Regions from separate parts of the Homo sapiens genome. Here regions 2, 3 and 4 are each linked to region 1. The links are chromatin contacts, found by Hi-C or POLR2A ChIA-PET in ENCODE. All regions are on one chromosome and are shown on one strand. The core of a region is the stretch at or near the end of the contact, and the rest is flanking DNA. Distances in the headings are between cores, read along the strand shown.

Evidence for each region. Hi-C counts contacts between places; a loop is a spot of excess contacts on that map. ChIA-PET counts read pairs that join two places held with the same protein, here RNA polymerase II (POLR2A). Pooled maps may share reads with other maps.
Region 2: a loop to region 1 is called in a pooled map, with 10 times the contacts of the local background. The contact joins the enhancer-like site here to the promoter of RAD18 in region 1. A Hi-C loop is called at or near these places in 4 of 50 pooled maps.
Region 3: a loop to region 1 is called in a pooled map, with 10 times the contacts of the local background. The contact joins the promoter of TATDN2 here to the promoter of RAD18 in region 1. A Hi-C loop is called at or near these places in 8 of 50 pooled maps.
Region 4: a loop to region 1 is called in a map of CD8-positive, alpha-beta T cell, with 6 times the contacts of the local background. The contact joins the promoter of EMC3 here to the promoter of RAD18 in region 1. A Hi-C loop is called at or near these places in 1 of 168 maps with a recorded cell type or tissue (CD8-positive, alpha-beta T cell), 1 of 37 single-sample maps with no recorded cell type and 6 of 50 pooled maps. POLR2A ChIA-PET finds 5 or more read pairs at or near these places in 3 of 52 experiments (MCF 10A, T-cell and activated T-cell).

What each region holds. Positions count from the first base shown.
Region 1 is chr3:8,959,651-8,966,045 of GRCh38, reverse strand. RAD18 (RAD18 E3 ubiquitin protein ligase) reads left to right here and starts at 2,574. Exons shown (of 13, transcript NM_020165.4): 1 at 2,574-2,711. The coding sequence starts at 2,661. RefSeq lists an enhancer at 2,557-2,726.
Region 2 is chr3:10,434,027-10,440,421 of GRCh38, reverse strand. The region is part of intron 2 of ATP2B2 (ATPase plasma membrane Ca2+ transporting 2); the gene reads left to right. Among named protein-coding and RNA genes, the nearest start is that of MIR885, 43 kb to the right of the region's middle. Within about 2 kb of position 2,986, at least 6 of the 41 ENCODE cell types and tissues checked have a DNase peak (open chromatin) inside an H3K27ac peak, as active enhancers do.
Region 3 is chr3:10,245,343-10,251,737 of GRCh38, reverse strand. It overlaps TATDN2 (TatD DNase domain containing 2), which reads right to left and starts at 3,279. Exons shown (of 8, transcript NM_014760.4): 1 at 2,671-3,279; 2 at 2,124-2,543. The coding sequence starts at 2,537. RefSeq lists an enhancer at 1,843-2,711 and a silencer at 2,964-3,393.
Region 4 is chr3:9,982,983-9,988,107 of GRCh38, reverse strand. It overlaps EMC3 (ER membrane protein complex subunit 3), which reads left to right and starts at 1,267. Exons shown (of 8, transcript NM_001394674.1): 1 at 1,267-1,601. The coding sequence starts at 1,447. EMC3-AS1 (EMC3 antisense RNA 1) reads right to left here and starts at 1,215. Exons shown (of 3, transcript NR_103821.1): 1 at 844-1,215. RefSeq lists enhancers at 698-917, 1,178-1,337, 802-1,449.

The DNA.
Region 1 (6,395 bases), core at 1,325-3,824:
CTCTTTTTTTTTATCCTGGCTCCATGCTCACCCCCAGGCTGCCAGCTCCTGGAGAACAGAGGCCATATCTGTCTTACTCACCTCTGTATTCTAGCACCTGGTACAAGTGGAGAGTGGCTCAATAAACATTTGTTAAAATGAATGGAGGAAGGGAGAGATGGAGGCAGGGAGGAAGGAAGAAAAAAAATAAGGAAGGAAGGAAGGAAAGAAGGAACGAAGGAAGGGAGGAAGAAAGGAAGGAAGGAAAGGGAGGGAGGGAGCTCCTTTAATATCCCCTCTCCCATAACTAGAATGAGGAAGATGGGGCCTAGAGGAAGAGAGAGTGCTGGGCAGAGAGGAACAGGATGAAGAGAACCTGGAAAGGAGCTCAGGGGCCACAGGACATCCCCAGGTTAATCCAGGGCAGGCCCCACACTCAGTTGGGAGAATGCTTCTCTAATTAGGGTTGTCAGATTTGGCAAATAAAAATACAGGATGCCCAGTTAAATATTTGAATTTCTGGTTAAACAACAAATAATTGGTTAATAGGTTGTGTGCAATATTTGGGGCAGGTTTACACTAAAATGTTGTGTGCGGTTCATCTGAAATTCAGATTTACTGGGCAACTTGTATTTTATCTGGCCATCCTATTCTGGCTTCTCGCTGTGTGCTATGTGCCACAGAAGATTCCACTAAACACTAGCCTGCTTTTATTTTACATGGAACATTTTGTTTTTAGTCCTGAATAAGGAAGTACAATCTCTTTATTGATCTAACAGAAGGAGAAAGTCCATACAAACAGCAGCTTGTTAAGAGGAGAATGGCTCCCAGGGTTAGATAAACACCCAAGACAAACGCCTTTTCCTGAGCTCAAAGTGCGCTTGTTCTTGAACTTTCCTTCCTGGGCCTAGAGGTGGGCTTGATGGGATCTATCACCCTGGTGCTGCTGAAGATGGCAGGAAGAGAAATGCTCAGCCTGGGAGGAAAAGATTTATGGGAATGTGGGCTTAGTCGGTGATTCATCCATTCATTCAGCCTCACCCACCAGCTATTGGCAGACACTCAGAGATGAATGGCACCGCATCCTGTCCTGGAGGCTCTCCATAGATAGGGAAATGTATTTTGGCCCCAGGACTAACAAGTACTGCCTCCTTCCAAATCTGTCTCCATGGTTGAATGCAAAAAGTACATTCCTGTCCCTGTCTTTTCTCTCTCTCCCTTTCTCCTTACCCATTCTTTCTCTTTTTTCTCATCTCCTCTCTCTTCCTCTCTCACCTTCCCAGCCATTTGTCACCTTAAACCTAATTACCTTGTCCAACTAGTAGTGTGAAAAAAACAATTACTGGTTCACTCAGGCCACGGACCTGGTCTTAAATGCTTTTCCTTTGTCTCTCCAAGACCCCACTTCCTCCACATCCAGAACTATCCGACATTTTCCAGCTCAGCCTGGCATTCATTTGCGTTCATTTGCATGCCGTTCTATGATTGGCTGATACAAAGTGGGGGGCGGGGGTGGACACCGTAAACCTCCATTCCTCATGCATTTAATATAACATGTATGAAAAAAAGTATCTATATTTATATCTCGTTTAAGAAAAAAATTGTTCAATGATACTTGTTAAAGCACAATAAGGAAGACTTAATCAGGACAATTCAAGTAGGTATAGAGACCACTGGAACTGTGTCTTGCAATTGGTGAAAACTGGGCTCAACTCTGAATACAACATGGGCAAATGGAAATTTATAGCCAGGAAGCAGGGTGGGGAGCAGTGCATGAAAAATTACTAAGAGGAAACATCAGAGGTAACAGTAGATTCTTGCTGAAGAGGCCAGGGTGATCAGACATCAACTGGGGGATGGTGGAGGATGAGGAACACATCAGATATCAAGAGTGATCACATATCAAAGGTGGGGATTCTTGGTAACTTGATTTAGCAGGGTTTTTTGCTAAAACTGGATTTTTACAGGAAGTACACAGATTGGCCTAGGAGAAGGTTCAGGAGCCTGACTAAAGTTTGCTCAAGCAAAGAATCTTCGTCAATCTGCATAGGAAATATCTAGAAGGCTATATGCCAAAGTTAATGGTGCTTCTCTCCGAAGAAAAAGAAAAACCGTGCATTAAAATTTTAATATGAATAAAAGCAACAGCTCCCATTTAAAGCCCAGAGGTCCTGTTTGGAATCTGACTCGAAACTCTATCCACTTTTTCGGGCGTAGGCTTCTCTTGTGTAAACTGACAATGATAACATCTACCTCCCAGTGTTGTGATACGGGAGACATAAAGTAATGGATATAAAAACTTCTGTTCAGAGCAAGGACGGATAGTCACTGCGATTAGGGTGGGCGACCCGGAGGGGGGTCATGAGCCTGGACCTTGACAGATCTGGTGAGGTCTGGATTTGGTTTGATTCCTGGCTATCTTTTCTTAATATTCAACTGGCTCTACGCTTTTTAACCATTCACTTTCTTCAAGGTAAGTGCGGCAGAAGCCTGGCGCATGCGCAGTACAAGCCCTTAAGCGGCGCCCCGCCCACATACTACTACAACTTCCGGCAGGCTCCGCGCCCGCCTCTGGCGCGTCGCGGGCTGCTGACGTAATGCGGTAGCGCGGGGAATTTCGAGTGGTGTTGGAGCGCCGGAGGCTAGTGGGTGGCTGACCCCCAGCATCCTCGGGAGCGACCATGGACTCCCTGGCCGAGTCTCGGTGGCCTCCGGGCCTGGCAGTCATGAAGGTGAGTGCTTCGGGGAGTTTGGGAGCTCCCGGGTGTCTGCGGGGGGAGGTCCCTCCCTTTGAGGAGGATGTCCTCGCCTTAAGGAGAAAGGATGAGGCGCGAGCGTCGCACTGGGCCCGGGTATCCGGCTCTGCCCTGCCACTAGCCGACCGCGTGGCTCTGGGTCTCAGTTTACTCCTCTGATAAGTGACAAGGACAAGCCTGGTGAGCTGAGGTTGGCAGTCTTATGGCACCAGCTATTCTGCGATCCAATCCCAACAATAACATGGAGAAAAACAGTTATTCCAAACAATGACATCGACAGCTGTTCTTTACTGAAAGCTTACTTTGTGTCAAGCACTAAACAGTGACACCGGACATGATTTTGGGTGGACACTTTATCAGATAACATGTATGTAATCACGTAGCCAAGCAGGTAGTCTCCTTTACAGGCTCTTTCATTTCTTCTGATTATTCTCAATAAACGTAGTGCTCGTTTGTTCTGACATACTGCCCCAACTCCTCTCTAACACACCTTCACTCTTCTCTAACAATTGCTCATGTCTCTTAAACAGAGATCAGGACTCAGGCTCAGCGCTGATCTTGCATTGCGTCTGATTATTTCACTTAAATAACATTTATTTTTGTGGCCACTTTCTGTTTTGGCAAGGCATACCAGTTTCCATTTACAGTAGTGGTGGGCCCTGGATTTGCTCAAGAGCAGATGCACTTTGCTGTGCTGGATAAAGATCAGTTGCTTGGTGTTTCTTCTTGCTCTGTGATTATTTCCGTTTCTCACAGTGGCTAAGATAGCCTTCTTCTCCCTCAGTTTTGTAGACTTGGGGATTATAATACCTGTCCCACTGACTCATAAATTTGACTTTAGAATTAAGTGAAGGCTAAAGTAAGTAGAAGGCCTTGTTCTTCCTGCTGTCATCAGTGACGTCTAGAGTGCTTGGGGACTTGAGATATCTGCATGATGAGAAGCTGACATTGTGAAATGATCCAGGAAAGCTGTAGTTTTGGAGTTGTGGGCTTGGCACCAGGATGCAGTGGAGAAGAGCACAGATTTGAGTTCCAGTGGTCCTGGGTGAAATCTCCTGTCTGCCTCTTGACTGTATGACCTTCGGTTAGTAACTTAACCTCTCTGAGCCTGAATTTCTTCAACTATAAATTAGAGACAAAAATAACAGTTCATAGGATTGATTAAATAAATTAGTTGATGTATGTGGGCACAGATTCTGCTGTGTATTCACTGTGCTTACTGCAGTGCCTGACACCAAGTGGGTGCTCAAATATTATTTGCTGCTTGATTGAAAGTATCTGGAATGTAGTAAGCATTCAATGAATATATTTTATTATTATTAGCACTGTGTTAAGTGCTTCTTTCCCCTTTTAATTTGTTGTCATGAAGCTTGACTTGGATAAGGAAAGTAAAAGAGCTCTGTAACCTGTAAAGCTCCTGCTTTGTAGATTTAAGCACACTTTACATATTCCCACAATTTCAGTGTTCTTTAGAGGCGGGTTCCATGTCTTCTCTGACTTTGGTATCTCACCACAGCACTGAATGTAGAGTTTGGCACCACAGAGCGTTCAGTGAGTGTTCAACCAGAGAGTTGATTGAGCCCGTATTTTTTTGCTCACATTGGAATCATGGAATCTTAAGGTTAGAAAACCAGCCCCTTTCAGTATTTTAATCTCCTTTATAACACATCTGCCAATTTCTCACCTAATTTTTGCTTGAACTCTTCCAGGCACAAAGAACTATCAGATCCCAGAAGCAGATCTGACTGAAGTTACTTCTTTTATTGAATAGAAGTCTGACTCAGAATCCATGGTTGCTAACTTAGGATTCACAGAAAGACTTTGGAGTCTCAAGTTATTTGTAAAATTTTTGCATGTATGTTTTTCTGAGCAGAGAGTCCATAGTTGTCATCCATTTTTCAAAGGGATCTGTAACCCCAAAAACTTAAGAGTATTTTTGTAATTATTACGTTTTTCCACCCATTTTCTACTTCTCCCTTTCACTTTCTCTCTCTCTAAACTAAAGAAATTTTGGGGAGTCTGCTGACCACTCTCTATTCAGGCATCATTTTTTGTTTAGTTGGTTGAGGCGCATGTGATATGCATGTTACTGTCTTGGAGTGACATGACAAGAAATTTGAACCAGAAATGGCTCATCTGATGTAGTGTCAACTTCCACAATTGTGCTCTGCAGATCTTTCAGAATCATTCCTCCACCAGAAGAGGATGGCATAGATAAGAAAGTGTGATATAATAGACTGGTTCTGGCTTCTGGGCCTGCCTCTGCTCTTAATTGATCTTGAACATAACCCTTTAGATTTTTGTGTCTGTGACAGCTTACCATCCACAATAATGGAAGATTTTGGCATTTTATTATTTCCCTGGTTTTACTTTAACAAAAATTTACTGTTTTTGGCATATTGTAAATGTAATATGTGTACACGGTAGAAAAAAATTAAAATTCAGAATAAGATAAAGGAGAAAAATAAAACCATCCATAATTCTACCACCCAGAGAACCAGTGTTTAACATTTTACCTTATTTTCCTTTGGTTTTTGTGCATTTAAAATTTGGGATCACTGTGGAGTCAACTTCTTGGGTTTGATCCAGCCAACTTAGGAACTCTGTAGACTTTATTTTTAAAATTGGGATACTGATGCTGTGGACTTCATAAGATTGCTATGAAGATTAAACTACAGAGTTGTTATTATTATGTATTATTGGCATAGGTTTGTTTTCTGATTTTTATTTTCCTAGGGCATTAATTATTCTTTGAAAGCATGTTTTTTAATGGCTGCATAATATTTCATCATATGGACCATTAGCGACATTAGTCCTTTTTTGTTTACATTTTTAAAATTCAGGTAATAGGTTCACATGGTTCAAAATACACATAAAATAAAAAGTAAAAGTCTCCTTCTTACCATGTTCCTGGCCCTGATCATTATTTATGACTTCTTGTTTATCTTCTCATTATTTACATTTACAATGAAAATAGAATGCATTCTTTTTTCCTTTTTTTCTTTTTTGAGATAGGGTCTCACTGTCGCCCAGACTGGAATGCAGTGGCAATCACGGCTCACTGCAGCCTTGAACTCCTGGGCTAAAGCAATCCTTCCGCCTCAGCCTCCTGAGTAGCTGGGACTACAGGCATGCGCCACTACTCCCAACGAATTTTTAAATTTTTTATAGACATGGATTTTTGTTATTTTGCCAGGCTGGTCTCAAACTCCTGGACTCAAGCAGTTCTCCTGCCTTGGCCTCCCAAAGTGCTAGGATTACAGAGCCACCATGCTAGGCCTATTAGAATACATTCTTACTCACCTCTTCCTTTTAAACAAACCGTAGCATAGTATATGTACTGTCTATACCTTATTTCCTTTTTTCACTTATCTTGGCAATCTTTTCATATCAGTATGATGGAGAGCTTCCTCTTTTTTTTTTTTTTTTTTGAGACAGTTTCACTCGGTCATGCAGGCTGGAGTATAGTGGTGCGATGTGGGCTCACTGCAACCTACGCCTCCTGGACTCAAGCGATCCTCCCGTCGAGAGCTTCCTCCTTTTAAAAAATATTTCTGTTGAATGGAATAATATTTTATTTTAAACAATTTGAAAGATTTTAGGTTGCCAGAGTAGTTCCGTTCCTGTTTGGATTGCATTCCAGGTTGGCACACATCTCTC
Region 2 (6,395 bases), core at 1,737-4,236, 1.5 Mb before region 1:
TGCTGTGTATGTAGACTGTCAGGTTGGATAATAGTGTTTATGTCCCTGTGAGTGTGAAATGGGCCTCCAGCTCCATAAGATGAGGCCCTGAGTACAGCCTTCTCCAGGTGCATGGAGAGCCAGTGAATTCACTGAATGCAGGGAAACCGAAGGTTGGGGAAATGGTTCTCACACTGGGTTCCCCAGTGCCTTGAGGTTCCACAGAAGTGCCCTACAGGACAAGGGGATGCTGAATGGATGGGACTCTGGGGCTTCTCACCCACCACCATGAACCAGAGACAGAGACACTCCTTTTTTTTTTTTTTTTTTTTTTTTTTTTTTAGATAGAGTCTCACTCTGTTGCCCAGGCTGGAGTGCGGTGGCACGATCACAGGTCACTGCAGCCTCGACCTCCTGGGCTCAGTGATCCTCCCACCTCAGCTTCCCAAGTAGCTGGGACTACAGGCATGTGCCACCATGCCCAGGTAATTTTTTTTTTTGTAGAAACAGGGTTTCAAAAATTAGCCGGGTGTGGTGGTACACGCTTGTAATCCCAGCTATTCAGGAGGCTAGGCACAAGAATCACTTGAACCCGGGAGGCAAAGATTGCAGTGAACCAAGCTGGTCTTGAACTCCTGGCCTTAAGCGAACCTCCTGCCTCAGCCTTCCAAAGTGCTGGGATTACAGGCATGAGCCACTGTGCCCGGCCTGATACTCCTTTTTAAATGCTTTGAAGACTTTGGTTTTTTAACAAAGTGTTGAAAAAAAGAAAAAAAAATTGAAAACCTCTGATACTGGAGAAAAATGCTAAACTAGAGTATCCAAAAGCCTGGGTTGGGGCACAGATCACATAAGTTCTTAATGCATCATTTGTTAAATCTGTGAAATGGAGCAGACACTGTCTGGCTTCCAGGGGCCACACTGACTGTGGATTAAATGAGAGAACACACAATGTGCCTGGCCCAGGGGTCTTAGGCGAAGTTGGTCTTTGCGGGGGCCCCAAGGGGATGCATGTGACTGTGCAGGAAAAGGGTGCTCAGTCCACCCATGCTGGGCAGGGGCGGAGACCAGCCTGACTTTGGCCCTTATCGACTGAGACCCTCTCCAAGCTCCCTCCACCCTGTTCCATGCCTCAGCCTCCCCATCTGGAAAATAAAGAAGGTTGGTCTAGTAGTCTCTGAGGCTTGTCCAGGCTCAGACATTCTACTACTGTGAAACTGTCTGCCTTGATGCCCCCATTCTGTAGACATCAGATGGGTCAAAGGGTGGCTGACTCACAGCCAGACTCCAGGCCTCTCTTCACTTGAAAATTCGTGACCTCAAAACCTTGGCCCATCAGTGCCCAGGCCAGGGCAGTGCCCTTGGCCCTTGGCCCTTTGCCCCAGGCCTTGGCCCAGCAGTCCTTTTCTACCAAGCAGCTTCAGGGCCCTCCCACGCTGGCTCCCAAAGGTCGGGTTTAGCGGGGGACCAGAATTTGGGCATCCCTGGCAACAGTTCTCTAGCTCCCAGAAGCCCAGGGGCCTAGACCCCAGTTTCCAATTACTTCTCCTCCCTGGGTCTCAGTTTCCTCATCTGTCACACGGGCCTAAGGGGTGAGAAATGTTGCTGTATAACTGCAGGCGGGCCGTCTCGAATGCTAGTAGGACCTGAGTCATCCACCCAGCCTGGGTCCCACAAACGCCTCGAGTTCAGCTGGAGAGATCCTCTGCCTCCAGGCCTGCCTGTCATCCGAGAGGCCCAGACAGGGCGGGTAAGTTATTTATACAGGCCCTCCTCACCCCACAACGATTATCTTACTCCTCCTGGTGCAATCCAGGCCCCTGCTGTGGTTTCAGACCCAGAGTTATTTATAGTCAGTGGAAATTAGTGCCTCAGCCGATGGCTCCCTAGGACCCACCTGCCCTAGCCTCCACCCCAAAGGGAGAGAGCAGGCAGCAGGCAAAGAAGATGTCAGAGGTCGGAGGAGAGTGTCACATGCAGGTACAGTGTGATGAGAGTATCTGACACTGGATTGGCAGGCAGTTGGACAGAGCAGTCGCCAGGAAGTAGGACGAAGGAGAAACGGCCCACACTGAGGAGGGCAGGCTGTTGGGTGAGCCCTTGGGAAAGCTCTGCTGGAAAGAACAGCAGAATGGAGTGTTCCCTGGGGCCTCCCCCTTCAGCACACCCCAGCTCAGTGGGGTCAGAGCAGCTGGAATAGGAGCCTGAGAGACTCATGGACCCATGAGACAACAGGTCTGGAAGGGCCTTCAAGGACCATCTGATTCAGTAATCCCAGGGTGCACATGGGGAGACTGAGACCCAGGAGAGAAGGGACTTGCCCAGCACACAGTGGGTATGGGCCAGGGGGCAGAGACACCCGCCACCCCCCTCCCTGCTCTCCCCTGCAACCTCCTGGCTCCCTGCAGAGCCTCAGCTCAGCCACGCCATCCAAAGACCACAGACTGAGTGGCTTAAATGACAGAAATTCATTCTCTCACAGTTCTGGAGGCTTGTAGATGGCCATCTTCTCCCAGTGTCTGTTCACATTATCTTCCCACTATGCATATCTGTCTCTCTGCCCAAATTTCCTCTTTGTATACGGGTGTCAATCATAGCATGGATTAGGCCCACCCTAATGGCCTCATCTTAATTTAGTATCTGCAGTGTCCCTATCTCTACAATGACTCTATCTCCAAATACCACCACAATTTTAAGGTACTGAGGGTTAGGACTTCAACATATGGATTTGGGGGAGCATGATTCAGCCCAGAACACTCTGACATGGGAAAACCACTTCAGTCCTCAGAACTGAAGCTTTCGCTTCTGTAAAGTGGGGACATGAACAGGACAGCAAGCGGACTGTAATGAGGGACACGCTCACTGCTGTACTGATGTGTCTGTCCCCCAAGCCCGATGCTCAGTGGGCGTTAAGAAGTGGGCGTTAGGAAGTGGCAGTGTGGTGAGAGAGTTAAGAGGCAGACATCCTGGGTCTGAACCCCAGCTTTGCCACCCACTAGCTATGTTGTGCTGAGGAAATGACATCACCTCTCAGAATCTGTTTACTCAGTCTGTGAAATCATTCTTATTCCTGGGCTGTGAGAAGTAATAAATGAGCTGATGTGAGTCAACACACTTAGCACTGCCCAGGAAACCCCTGGAAGTGGAGACCATCATCATTATTATTATTACTATTACTATTATCATTATCATCATCATCATTATATAGGTTAAGAAGCTGAGGCCCAGAGAGGGAGGCATCTTGCGCAGCCTCACACAGCCATCTGGCACAAAACTAAATGAGAACTCAGGTCTCCCAATCCACAGTCCCAGATTTTTCAACCACGTCTCTATGTGACACTAAAGGGGAAAAGAAGACAAGTAATTCCTAAGTGCCCCACATTAGGAAAGTAACTAAGTACCTTTTAGCTTCTCCACGTGCCTTTGGGACATTATGGAAAAAGATTGTTACAGAGAATGCAAAGCCACGTGGATGAGGCTCAAGAAATAATGTGATGTTGAAAAAGTGGGTTTAGCATCGTATGTCCTGACAATGGCAACACCTCCACGAAGACAGATGCAAGGGGAAAGGGGCTGGCAGGAAACATCTAGAATGTACCCCATGTTGTGGCTGAAGGGTGAGACTGGGGTGATGGTTCTTTCCTCAGCCTGTTTCTGCCTGTGTGCCGATGTCGCTCCACTAAGGCACGTCGGTCGTAAACAACAGAAGCTGACTGGGCAGCATAGTGGAGGCAAGAGGGCAGCTTAGGAGTGGGCTCTCCAAGTTGGAGCAAAGGCTGGAAAACCCAGCTCAATTTTCCAGAAGGAAACGGGGACATGCAGGGATCAGTGGCACGACTCACTAAGTAAATGTCCCTTTGGGGAACTGCAGGTTGGGAAAAATCCACTACAAAAGCTTCTTTTGGTCCTTGTATAGCTCAGGATTCCAAAGCAGCCTGTGCTGGTGAATGTTAACCCCAGCTCTCTAGTTGCGAGGGAATCCTCTTTTGCAGTGGGTGCTGATTTCCTTGGTGTAAATACCACCACGTTACCCACGTGACATCATTAAACACAGAGTTGGGACGAGAGGCGCAGCCGCACACCATTATACGGTATTTCTACCATGCAGATACAATAGACTGTCTACTAGAGAGAATAGATAATAGTGAAATGTAGTAAAATAATTAGGAGGTGATAAGTTTGGGGTATTTGTTGCCTTTTAAAATATAATTTATATAATTGTAGGTTTATATAATTGATTTCTAATGATGGCTATAATTAACAACCAGCTCACAAAATACCTGAAATTTTAGCCATCAGCTCTCACAAGCAAGTGTGAGCTGGCACCAGCAAATCACTGATTCTACGTCCCAGGAGACAGCATCCCTGGGAGGTGATTGGCCTAGCTTGATCACATGCCCACGCTTAGGCCAGGAAGGTGGGGACACTTTGACTGATCGTCACCAAGACTCTTCCCAGTTGGGGAGACCAAATCCCCTAAAGGAAAGCAGAATGCCACTGGACAGCCAAAACTCAACACAGGCCTTTGCTTCTCTTCTTGATAATTTCTTTAAGCTGTAGTTTTTTCTTTTATAATATCTTTTTTATTTCTTTTTTAAATTCATAGTGCTTGAAGTCCCAGAGTCTTTTAAAAAGGCTCCAGGGCTCAATTCTGAGAACAGTGAACTGAAGGACCCAGCCAGGAGAGGTACGGAGGCTCAGAGCAGCCATACCCACCTCTACCTCCTCACTTCCCAACCCCTCCCACCTTCTCCAGAGTGTAAGTAAATGAGCTAAACCTCCTGCCCACCTGTCACCCTGCCTGAAAGTCCACCTTTACAAGTCCCCCAAAAGAACATAGGCAGCCCAAGTTGAGAAGTATCTTAGGGCAGAGTCTTCACAAATACCCGTAAGGCAGATGAGGGTGAATGGGAGCCTCAGAGGTCTGGAGTGGCCCAGATACTGGAGAAGTGCTCTTGAAGGCTTAGGCCTCACCTCAAAATGGGGACAGGGTGGTCATCCTAAGCCTAGTGAATTCATGATTGACTGCGAGGCCTGTGGACCCTCCAGGAAGATGTAGGAGCTCAGGTGGCCAGGGTGAAGAACCATACCACCCCCTCAATGAGAACCTCAGACCCCCCTGCTTCCTCCTTATTTGGGACCACCTGGTGGCCAGCAGAAGACCAGGGGATCTGATTTAGGATGGGAGCCGGAGGGAAAGTGCTGCCCCATGCTCCGGTAATGGTCCGGTTGGGGGGTGACCACCTTGTGTCAACAGCTCAGGCCCTGACGTGGGAGATGCCACTCCTACCCCCATTTTGCATGTGAGGAAACCGAGGCACAGAGGGGTTGACGGACTCGCCCACGTCGCACAGCTGTGAAAGGCAGGCCTGGATGAGACCAGACCTTGTGCTCTTAACCATTTGTCAAAGGGAATGAAGGGTCATTCCTAGAACTCTCTTCCCCCATAGAGGGCACAGGATGCTGGCTCAGAAGCCTGAAAGTTTTCAGTTGCTCCAAACCACACTGGGGCTCAGGCCCAAATATGAGGAAGAGGGGCCAGGGGAGGGGCCAGGAAGATACCTGATCTGCCAATGGGGCAACTGAGAATTTGACCCCAATTTCCAGGCCTCACTCATCTGCCTCCTTCTGGCCAGTGACATCCTCAAGGGCACCTCGGCCTGGGCCTCATGGGCTATAAGTAGATAAATCAAAAGTCCCAGACCCAGGGGTTGGAGGCTGTCAGCCCTGGAGCTACTTGACAGGGCCTGGCCATGGGGCACCATGAGACTGGGAGTCCAGCATTGGCTCCTCTGCTCACTCACTGTGTGGCCTCAGGTGAATCATTTTCCCTCTCTGAGCCTCAGTTTCTTCATCTGAAAAAGGGGTCCAGATATGCCTACCTACAAGGTTGTTAGGAAAATTAAATGAGAATAATGTATTACAAGCCCCTCCCTTTTTTCTTCCTCTCCCATTTATGGCCAGAGTAAACTTAAATACAAGTCAGGTTGTGCCACCACCTGCTGAAAACCCTGTGGCTCCCACTGCTCTCAGAATGAAATCAAAACTCCTCACTGTGGCCTGCAGGCCTGGTATGATCCAGCCATACCCTGTTGCAGGAGGGCCTCAGGGACAGGCTGCCAGGGCCACAGGAGATCAAAGTCCCCAATCTGTAGAAACCCAGAGCTTCCTTTGAAACTACAGATCTTTCCCCCGTCTGCTAATGTCATTTGAGATTCCATAATAAGTTAAAGATTGTAACTGAAAATAAATGATGATCATGTTTAAGTTGTGCCCTGAGAGTATAGATGTTCTGCTTCTTACTATTCTCTGAGAAATTTTGGCACATCCCCTAGTGGGGTATGCCCCACCCCCTAGCTGAGAATCACTGCATTCATTTACTAATTCAAATAAGCTGCTGCATTTTTTTTTTTACA
Region 3 (6,395 bases), core at 2,030-4,529, 1.3 Mb before region 1:
GGGAAATCGTTTCAAAAAAATAAAATAATTTTTTTAAAATAAGAATACAATTGGCCGGGCATGGTGGCTCACACCTGTAATCCCAGCACTTTGGGAGGCTGAGGCGGTCAGATCACTTGCAGTCAGGAGTTAGAGACCAGCCTGGCCAACAAGGCGAAACCCCATCTCCACTAAAAATACAAAGATCAGCTGGGCACGGTAGCGCACACCTGTAGTCCTAGCTACTTGGGAGGCTGAGGCAGGAGAATTGTTTGAACCCAGGAGGTGGAGGCTGCAGTGAGCAGAGATCATGCCACTGCAGTCTACCTTGGGTGACACAGTAAGAATCTGTCTCAAAAAAAGAGAATACAATTCTAAGGGAATTGTCCCTTAGAATAAAATCCATTGTCCTTAGGATAAAATCCAAATTCCCTTGGCTACTAAAACCTTGCTGCAATCCACCCCCTACCTCGCTCTCCAGCCTCCATTCTGGGCTCACTACTCCATCATACCACATTGTGGGCAGTCATGCGACCACTCCTCCAGCCCTCCCACCAGACTGCTCCCTAGAAGCTCATCACTCCCAGACCCAACAGTGCGTGGCCCACAATAACCCTCAAGTGCTTCTACTGAAACCATTAAATTGGGTTCTTGCAAAACAAGGCCCCTTTAGCCTTAATGAGAGAAAGGTGGGTCCACCTACAATTAGACCCACCCAGATTAGAGACCACACCCTCAAACCTGAGTTCCAGGTCTTTAGGACAGCCAGGGATTCAGCACACCTGAAAGACTATGTAAAGTAAATTTCCTGCCTCTCCCAGTAACAGGTTTCACTCTATCTACAAATTGTCAGTGAAGCTAAATTGAATCAACTGGTATTATTTTATGCTGTACCCAAGTCTACTGAAATTGTATCAAGGATTAATGGCAAGATTAACTTGTATGAGCAAAGTCCCATACTTACCTGATTTGAGACAAATTCAGCATTCCTACGCTAGAGACAGGGCTTTTCAACTCACTGTTATTTGTGAATTTAAAAAGAAAAAATCCACGTGCCCACACAAGAGTTCAGACAGTGAGGTCCACATTGAAAAAACCAGGGGCACTTAGCCTATGAGTCCCCAAGACAAACAGTCAAATACAGCCTCCTTTCTCAGCTACACAAAAGAAACCACCAAGGCTAGGCTTAAAAACAAACACATATTCCTTAGGGCCTGTTTTAATTGCTTTTGTAAAGTAATTTTCTCTAGAGGCAGCCCATCTGATCCCAAATAAGACTGTTTCTCCACTCCTCCACAGGCAGAACTTCTCACTTCTTAAGACTCAGACCTTCAAAATCTAGGATGCAAACTCTAAGGGGAAAGTGATCTGTTTTGTTAGTAAAGAATCCCAAACACCTAGAACATTGCCTGGCACAAACTAAACCCTCAACACATATTTGTTCAAAGCCTTGATTGAGTAGATGAGCGAAATGTATCTTCTCTGTGAAGCACTCCTTGGTCTGCTCAAAGTACTTATGAAACCCTCTTGCATGTTTCCATTAGGGAATTAACAATTTAACCTCCAAAAAAAAAAGAAAAAAAAAAAAAACTAGCACCACCAAGCAAAACCCCAACATGCTGGAAACTATGACTTTGGAGAAAAGCTACACCAAGAACCGCAATTCTTGGTTCTGTGATTCAGAGTGGTTCAAAGTACAAGGGCACACAATTCTTTAAACTGACAACTAAAATAAATACATTCTTCTCTTGAGCACATAATCCACCTTCTACTGCAGTGATTCTCCAACGGGGCTGCACGTTTACAATAACCTGGGGAGCACTGAAAAATCTGGAAGCCCAGACCACACCTCAGCCCAATAAATCAGTTTCTCTGGAGTAGGAGGCAGGCCCAAGTATTTTAAAGCTTTCCAAGTAGTTCCAAAGTGCTGCCGAGTTTGAAAATTACCTCTCTACTTAACTTCAGGCCACGCGCCTGGAAGACTGCTAGGTCTTCGAGTTTGGGGGGAGTGGACTTCTAGAAAGACCTTCCAGACCTTCAAGGATGTAATGTTTTGTAGTCTCCTTCCACCAAAATTCCCATCCCCAACCTCTCAAGCCATGTGGAAGGGGCTTCACCGATTGCAAAGCGTGGCAGCCACCTACCTTAAGGCTGCAGGCTTCCTCCTCTAGAGAAGCCATTTCTTCCAAAGAGGCGTTGGCAGGACGCAGAGGGGATCCCCCTGAAGACAGGAACCCCCGAGTGTTCCGAATCAGGCAGCCTTTGGAGGCGGCCCCGCCCACACCAGGGCCCAAGAAATGTGGGGAGAAGGAGGAGGAGGAGTTATTTCTGCGGCGGGATGAGCCCCAGGATAACCTCCGCGAGCAAGCCACATCGTCCTCCTTCTGGGCTTTCAGGCGCTTGGGGCTGCTGGGCCCTCCAGAACGCGACGCAGACCTCTGAGCTGGCCGGCTGGAGGGGGCCACATCACAGGGCTCCCGGAGGCAGCTGCGCTTGCGGGGACACCCTTCCGACGTGCTGCTCCAGTTGTGCTTGACCTTGCCCCGCTCGGACGCCATGGGCACCTGCAAGGTACAGGGGGCCTGGATTCCAACACCACCCTTCCTGGCGACCCCACCTCAGATTCCCGCCACCCCGGGCCCAGGAGGACGGCAAGACATAAGGGCAGAGCCAGGGGCTAGCCTCACTGACCTTTCCCTCTTCTTTCCACTGCCCATCACAGTTCTCAAGGTTTCAGAGATGCCAAACCGTGTTGGAGAAGTCAAAGCGATCCAAAATTGACTAAAGGCTGCCGTCGGTTTCCAAGCCCACAACGTGCTTCTGAGATCAGGAAGCCTTCACTTTGCCCAGCGCTACTTCGGAGATGCCTAAGCGCTTCCGGGGCTACGAAGCGCTTTGATCAGTTTGCAATATAAAGCCCTTTAGAACTGTCAAGCGCTTCAGAAGACCACATGGCGCTTCAAGATCCACACATGGCTGCCGGATCCGCGGCCCCGGGGCCGGGCGCTTAGCCCGTAGGCCAGGGCCAGACCCGGGCGCCGCAGCCCGCCCTGCTCCTGCGGCCCAACCAGACCCGGGCCGGAAGGGGCCCGAGCGGCCCCTCGGGAGCTGGCAGCGCCCTCGACCGCCAACTCAGGACGCCCCCCGCCGGCTGCCGCAGCTGTCCCGCCGGGCAGCCCGCCGCCTGCCCCAGCCCTACAGCCCCGCCTGGCCCGGCCTCCGCCCGAACTGCGACCACTCCGGCCTCCGTGGCGCCCGCCCTCCGGAACGAGCCCTGCGGCCCGCAGGCCGGAGAGCGACAGGGGCGGGGCCTGCGCCAAACGGAAGGCGCCCATTGCTCGACCCGGCAAGGGGCGGGACTCCGAGCAAGACGCAGCCCGCCTCAAAGCCAGGCGCCTTGGAGTCGGGACGGTACGCCTTAGGAAGCTCGTCCATTGGTCAGAAGCCAGATGGGGCGGAGCCACTCACGTGGGCTCGAACAGCGGGAAGTTGAGGCCAGCCAGATGTGCAGGCAGGTGGTGTCCGCTGACGCGCCTCACTTAACGCTGTTTTCCTCAGCGCCGGCCGCTGTACCTGAAGCTTTCAGACCTGGATTTCTCATCGAGCCAAAGCAAACCGTGTACTGAGCATTATCACCCCACTTTATAGAGCAGAAAACTGTGGCTCAGAGAGACTAAGTACACACCCAGAAATGGGAAGAATTAGAATTAGAAGGCACCAAAAAAAAAAAAAAAAAGACTACACAAAAATGTGAACTATCCGCCTGGTGAAAAATATTAAAGACGGCTGGGCACGGTGTCTCACGCCTGCAATCTCAGCACTTTGGAAGACCGAGGCGGGAGGATGGCTTGAGCTCGGGAGTTAGAGACCAGCCTGGCCAGCATGGTGCGACCCCCATCTCTACAAAAAATAAAATTAGCTGGGCGTGATGCCAGCTACTCAGGCTGAGGTGGGAGGATCACTTGAGGCCGGGAGGTCGAGGCTGCAGTGAGCTGTGATCCCGCCACTGCACTCCAGCCTGGAGGACAGAGCAAGACCCTGTCTCAAAAAAGAAAAAAAATCAAAGACAAGGTACAAATTCAGAAAAATACTCGAAACATATGACAAAGGGCTGATATTCGATGTAGCAATTCTCCCAAAATAATAAAATAACTTAGTATTAAGACTGGCAAAGGAGGCTGGGTCCAGTGGCACACGTCTGTAATCCCAGCACTTTGGGAGGCCGAGGTGGGTGGATCTCTTGAGGCAAAGAGTTCGAGACCAGCGTGGGCAACATGGTGAAATCCTGTCTCTAGTGAAACACAAAAATTAGCCTGGTGTGGTGGTGGGCGCCTGTAGTCCCAGCTACTCAGGAGGCTGAGGTGGGAGGATCCCTTGAGCCTGGGAAGTCGAGGGTCCAGTGAGCCAAGATTACTGCCACTGCACTCCAGCCAGGGAGACAAAGTGAGACCCCTGTCTCAGGGAAAAAAAAAAAAAAAGGCAAAGGAAGCAATGAACAAAAACAAATCATGAAACGCTCCTAAATATAAGAAAGATGGCTCCACCTCAACCATTAAAAAAGTACATGTAAGGCCAGGTGTGGTGGCTCACGCCTGTGATCCCAGCACTTTGGGAGGCCAAGGCGGGCAGATCACGAGGTCAGGAGATCGAGACCATCCTGGCTAATACGGTGAAACCCCGCCTCTACTAAAAATACAAAAATTAGCCAGGCGTGGTGGCAGGCGCCTGTAGTCCCAGCTACTCGGGAGGCTGAGGCAGGAGAATGGCGTGAACCCAGGAGGTGGAGCTTGCAGTGAGCCAAGATTGCGCCACTGCACTTCAGCCTGGGTGAGAGACTCCGTCTCTAAAAAAAAAAAATTAATTAATTAAATTAAATTAAAAAGTACATATAAAATTATAATTTTCCACTCGTTAGATTGGCAATAATCAAAAAACAAGGTAAGGGGCCGGGTGCGGTGGCTCACGCCTGTAATCCCCGCACCTTGGGAGGCCGAGGTGGGTGGATCACGAGGTCAGGAGATCGAGACCATCCTGGCTAACATGGTGAAACCCCATCTCTACTAAAAATACAAAAAAAAAAACAAAAATTAGCCGGGCCTGGTGGCAGATGCCTGTAGTCCCAGCTACTCAGGAGGCTGAGGCAGGAGAATGGTGTGAACCCGGGAGGCAGAGCTTGCAGTGAACCAAGATCACGCTACTGCACTCCAGCCTGGGCAACAGAGCAAGACTCCATCTCAAAAAAAAAAAAAAAGCAGGATAATATACCTTGTGGCTGAGGATGTGAGGAAATGCACTCCCATACATCCCTGATGAACGTGTTAATTGATACAATCTCCTTGGAAGGTGGCATTGTCTGTAGTAGCTAGAATGAAAACAAAACCTCAATCTCTATCAGCTGGTTATATACATTAAGGAATATCCATACAATGGAATGTAAGGCAAAAAGAATGAAGTGATCTAAACTTACTGTTGAGGAGCAATAGCCAAGAAAGACATGAAAAAACAAAGGACCTAGAAAAGCATTAACAAAACACATGTGTGGCTAAATAGAGAGGAGTGGCATACAAAGGTAAATGTGGCTTTCTTTTTTCAAATGCCTGAGGGTAACCACTTTGTGTGTTCCTTTCTAACAGCTTTAAGATATAATTTATATACCATAAAGTTCACTCATTTAAAGTGTATGAGCAGCAGGCATGGTGGCTCACGCCTGTAATCCCAGCAATTTGGGAGGCCAAGGTGGGCAGATCACAAGGTCAGGAGTTCAAGACCAGCCTCAACAATATGGTGAAACCCCATCTCTACTAAAAAGAAATACAAAAATTAGTAGGGCATGGTGGCATGTGCCTGTAATCCCAGCTATTCAGGAGGCTGAGGCAGTAGAATCGCTTGAATCTGGAAGGCAGAGGTTGCAATGAGCCAATATCGTGCCATTGCACTCCAGCCTAGGCAACAGAGGGAGACTCTGTCTCAAAACAAAAAAGAAGAAAGAAAACAGGTGTATGACCAGCTGGCCTGGTGGCTCACTCCTGTAATTTCAGCAAGACTGTAATCTAGTTTGTCTTGATAGATTTGCCTATTCTGAAAAAATTAAAAATGGAATCATACAATATGTGACTTGCTTTTTCTTACCATGATCTCAAGGTTCATCCATGTTGTAACGTGTCAGTATGTTTGAAATGCTTGTTCCCCAGTGCCATAAAGAAATAGCACTTGAACATAAATAATTTTCTCAGCAAGGCCATTTTTACACTTTCTGCAGAAAGGGTACACTCGCCAGCAGTTTTGCCACGAGTACACCCAACAAAGGAGACAGGGTCATTTATAACCTGACGTATCCACCCTACCTCTGGGTCCAGTTTCCATTGGCTGAAACGGGACTTCACATTCTGTATTTGTCTTGATTGGCTAACAACTTA
Region 4 (5,125 bases), core at 18-2,517, 1.0 Mb before region 1:
GTAGTTGTAAGTATTAAGCTCCAACTCTGACTGTGGGATGTCAGAGAACTGTGACATCCTATGTGAGGAAAAGGGTGGCAATTATCCATGAGCTCTTTACCTTGCTTGTCCTTTACTTTTTAACTTTACTTGGAAAGCCTGCAACAGTGATGGCAAAACACAATGCTGCAGGATCCAACTTCTCCCGAAGCTCAGAGATTACCTGCAGAAAGTTAATATTAGCTATGGTGTTCTGCTCATTCATAGTGGGTAGGTACAGTCCAGTCTCTCAACCATGACAATCTCCTGAAAGACTGAGGAAGAAAAAATTTTAAACGTTGGACATTTTGAAAAATAGAGTTGTGAGAATAGCTAAATGCAATGTCGTAGAATGTCATATCCAAAATTTCAGAATTCTGTGAGGTACTACACAGAAAGAGTAAATGTAACTTATAGCAGCTTATATAGATCAATGAATCTGTTGAATAGCTCCATTTCCTCTTCTCAATGCTATCCGGATTAGTCAACATTCTCAGTTAGTCAGGACTTTCGGCTTCCAGACACCCGCCTTTAACACGTGCGATACCATTTGGCTTCCCGAGAAGCCCAACAGACGTGAGATGAGGCCGACTGCCTGGACTAGTTCATCGGGAAGGGGGTGAGGGTAAAAGCCTTTCTCATTTCCTCATTTTAACGACGCAGAAAGGTACCTGTGGGGACTATCCCATCTCAGGGCAGATGAGGAAGCCGAGGCTTGGGGCGCGGAGCCCCAGAGAAGAACGCCGACCGCGGCCCGGACTTAAGAGATTAGGTCGCAGGGGAGCGGGGCCTCGAGAGACTACGACCACTGCTCCATTTACTCACCGAGAAGCCGTCCCCGCCTGTAGTTTTCTTTCTTTTTTTTTTTTTTTTTTTGAGACGGAGTCTTCCTCTGTCGCCCAGGCTGGAGTGCAGTGCAGCAATCTCGGCTCACTGCAGGCTCCGCCTCCTGGGTTCACGCCATTCTCCTGCCTCAGCCTCCCGAGTAGCTGCGACTACAGGCGCCTCCACCACGCCTGGCTAATTTTTTTGTATTTTTAGTAGAGACAGGGTTTCACCTGTTAGCCAGGATGGTCTCGATCCCCTGACCTCGTGATCCCCCCACCTTGGCCTCCCAAAGTGCTGGGATTCCAGGAGTGAGCCACCGAGCCTGGGCCACCGCCGATAGTTTTCCACTTTCCCGCCAGGCCCGACGCCGCTCTGACGCCACTGAGGTGCGCCACGACGTGACGTCAACGTTCGCGCCGGAAGTGGAAGACCAGGCAGCCCAGCTGAAGGCAGTAAGCTCGGCTCACAGTCGCAGGAGAGTTCTGGGGTACACGGGCAAAGGGGCTTGAGAAGGCCCGGAGGCGAAGCCGAAGAGAAGCAACTGTGCCCCGGAGAAGAGAAGCTCGCCCATTCCAGACTGGGAACCAGCTTTCAGTGAAGATGGCAGGGCCAGAACTGTTGCTCGACTCCAACATCCGCCTCTGGGTGGTCCTACCCATCGTTATCATCACTTTCTTCGTAGGCATGATCCGCCACTACGTGTCCATCCTGCTGCAGAGCGACAAGAAGCTCACCCAGGAACAAGTATCTGACAGGTCAGCGCCCTCCCTTCTCCAGCCTACCTCACACCGCCGTGACCTTGGGCAAAAAAGTGCAGGAGTTGTGTCAATTTGCCTAGGTTCACGTCGCGCCCCCTCTGACAGGGTGACCTTACCCGTTACCTCTGTGTTTCACTTTTGTCCTCTGTGAAATGGGGATGATAACAGTACCTGCTTCATAGACAGGTAGGAATCAAATTAGGTGATGTCTGTAAGTCCCTTAGCACAGGATCTAGGACGTATTGAGTGTTGAAAAAAACAGTACTGTTAATCCTTTAGGTTAGTCGCCGACCCTCGGTGGGTTTACCTATGAACTATTCCATCCCACCCTTCCGTTGAGAAGAGTGCCAGGTGCGTTACAGCGTTTAGTCTTTGTAACATCCAGTCAAGTGAGTGTGATAATCTGCATTCTACCAAATTACTGTTCCAGGCGTCGGGCCTGGTGGGACTGTCAGCTGAGATGCCAAGTACCAAAGCGCTTTGCAGTCTGTAAAACTGCCATTAGAGATGTAAGGAATTGTAATTATTTCCCCCCACTAGAGTGGAGGCAACTTCCTCACATATTTCATTGCAGTATTTATTTATTTATCTATTTATTTGCTTATTTTTGAGACGGAGTTTCGCTCTCGTTGCCCAGGCTGGAGTGCGGTGGCGTCATCTCAGCTCACTGCAGTCTACGCCTCCCGGGTTCAAGCGATTCTCTTGCCTCAGCCCCCCGAGTAGCTGGGATTACAGGCCCGCACCACCACACCTGACTAATTTTTGTATTTTTAGTAGAGACAGGGTTTCACCATCTTGGCCAGGCTGTTCTCGAACTCGACCTCAGGTGATCCACCTGCCTTGGCCTCCCAAAGTGCTGGGATTACAGGTGTGAGCCATGGCAACCAGCCCCTCGTTGCAATATTTATATACAGATAAAGGAATTTGAGATGATTATAGGTGGTTATCTAGACATGTAGCCCCTCATATTAAAGTAATAGTTTTCTCCCAGCAACTTGGGATGCTGAGGCAGGAGGATTGTGGGAGACCAGCCTGGGCAACATAACGAGACCTTGTCTCTTAGAAAAACAAGCAATTTTCAGTCAGTTCTGATTACTTTCAGAAATCATCTCAGGTAAGTGCTACTATATCTTTAGCACCTCTCTCTCACATTAATTTCTCGTTTTAATAAAGAGAGTAAGCCTCAGGCTAAGAACTTTTCACAGGTAACAGTGTCTAGTTAAAATTTAATAATGTTGTTTTGTTTCTACTGTACTTAAGTTACTTTCTTTTTTGTGACAATACTGGATTTCCATTTGCTGGTAATTTAAAGATTCCTTTAAAATCATATAGATGGGAAAAAAGTTGATATATAAAAAGTATTAAATATGTAATGATACAAGCGTTGGACAAAAATTCTAACATGGCATGAGAGTGACTGAAGTTTAGGAAGCACTACTGTAACATTTTCAGTTAGTTCTTCCCAATTATGCCAAGAAGAATAATAACCATTTACTCTATATCAGGTACTATGTGAAGTACTTACATTCATTAACTTATTTAAAACTTCAAAGCAACTCTATGAGGTACATATTGTCTCATTTTATAGAAACAGAGGCTTTAACAAGTTCCATCCCACCCGTTCGTTGAGAAGAGTGCCAGGTGCGTTACAGCGTCACACAGGGTGACATTTAGGACTTCACACCAAGCCTTCTGGGTATTGGGCTTTTTCCACTATACTACAGCGATCACTTTATCTTTCTGTAGCATTAGTTTCAGAACTGACCAGAGCCAGCACCCCACCCTGGAGCGAACCTTAAGAAGTCAGCTTACTGGCCGGGCATGGTGGCTCATGCCTGTACTCCCAGCACTTTGGGAGGCCGAGGCGGACGGATCACGAGGTCAGGAGATCGAGACCATCCTGGCTAACATGGTGAAACCCCGTCTCTACTAAAAATACAAAAAATTAGCTGAGCGTGGTATGCTGGGCGCCTGTAGTCCCAGCTACTCGGGAGGCTGAGGCAGTGGAATTGCTTGAACCCAGGAGGCGGAGCTTGCAGTGAGCCAAGATCGCGCCACTGCACTTCAACCTGGGTGACAGAGCAAGACTCTGTCTCAAAAAAACAGAAAAGAAGTCAACTTACTGGCCGGGTGTGGTGGCTTACGCCTGTAATCCCAACACTTTGAGAGGCCGAGGCAGGCAGATCATGAGGTCAAGAGATTGAGACCATCCTGGCCAACATGGTGAAACCCCATCTCTACTAAAAATACAAAAATTAGCTGGGCGTGATGGCACGTGCCTGTAGTCCCAGCTACTCGGGAGGCTGAGGCAGGAGAATCGCTTGAATCCGGGAGGCAGAGGTTGCGGTGAGCCGAGATCATGCCACTGCACTCCAGCCTGGCGACAGAGCGAGACTCCATCTCATTTAAAAAAAAAAAAAAAAGTGTATTTACCACAGAAAGAAGGGCTGTAGAAAAGTGCGAAGTGGGGAAAGCTCAGACATTTAGCATTTTCTGGCACCTGTAAAATTTCTTATTTTAGCCTTACATTAGCACTGAAGCAGATACTCCTTAACCCATTTTTACAATTCCAGGGAGCCTGGAAAAGTTAAGTAGTCTTCCCAAAGTAGGGAAATATTGTGCCTGTACTTGAACTCAGATCAGTCTCACTCCCAGGTTAAACCCTCTTCAACCATGATTCCTGCTGTCGTAGATTCTCTGCCATGATTTTCTGCCCATGGTTCACTATTAGAGCAATGGTTCTGAATTATATCAGATCCAAAGCTCTCTTTTGTAACCACAAAATGAAATTCACAGTTAGTGTAGTCTGTTTACAAGAACCTTTTTTTTTTTGGAGACCAGAGTCTCACTCTTGCCCAGGCTGGAGTGCAGTGGCGCAATCTTGGCTCACTGCAACCTCTGCCTCCCCAGCTGAAGTGATTCTCCTGCCTCAACCTCTCGAGTGGCTGCGATTAGCGGCATGCGCCAGCATGCCTGGCTAATTTTTGTATTTTAGTAGAGACAGGGTGTGAGCCATTGCACCCAGCCAAGAACGCTTCCTTAAGAAGGAATGTAACAGCCGGACACAGTAGCACATGCTTGTAATCCCAGCACTTAGGGAGGCTGAGGTGGGCAGATCTCTTAAAGTCAGGGGTTCAAGACCAGCCTGGCCAACATGGTGAAACCCCATCTCTGCTAAAAATACAAAAATTAACCAGACACGGTGGCATGTGCCTGTAATCCCAGCTACTAGGGAGCCTGAGGCAGGAGAATCACATGAACCTAAGGAGTAGAGGTTACAGAGAGCCGAGATGGCTGCACTGCACTTCAGCCTGGGCCACAGAAGGAGGCTCTGTCTCAAAAAAAAAAAAAAAATTCCACAGATTACCATTACGCCCCCTACAGGGCAGTAACACCCCCATGAAGAACCAACCACTGCTCTAGAGAAAATGTCTCTGCTCATAATTGCTGCATCCCTTAAGTGAGGTAGTTGGATTATACCAGCTCTGACATGGAGTGGCTCAGTCTCATCAGGTCATCAT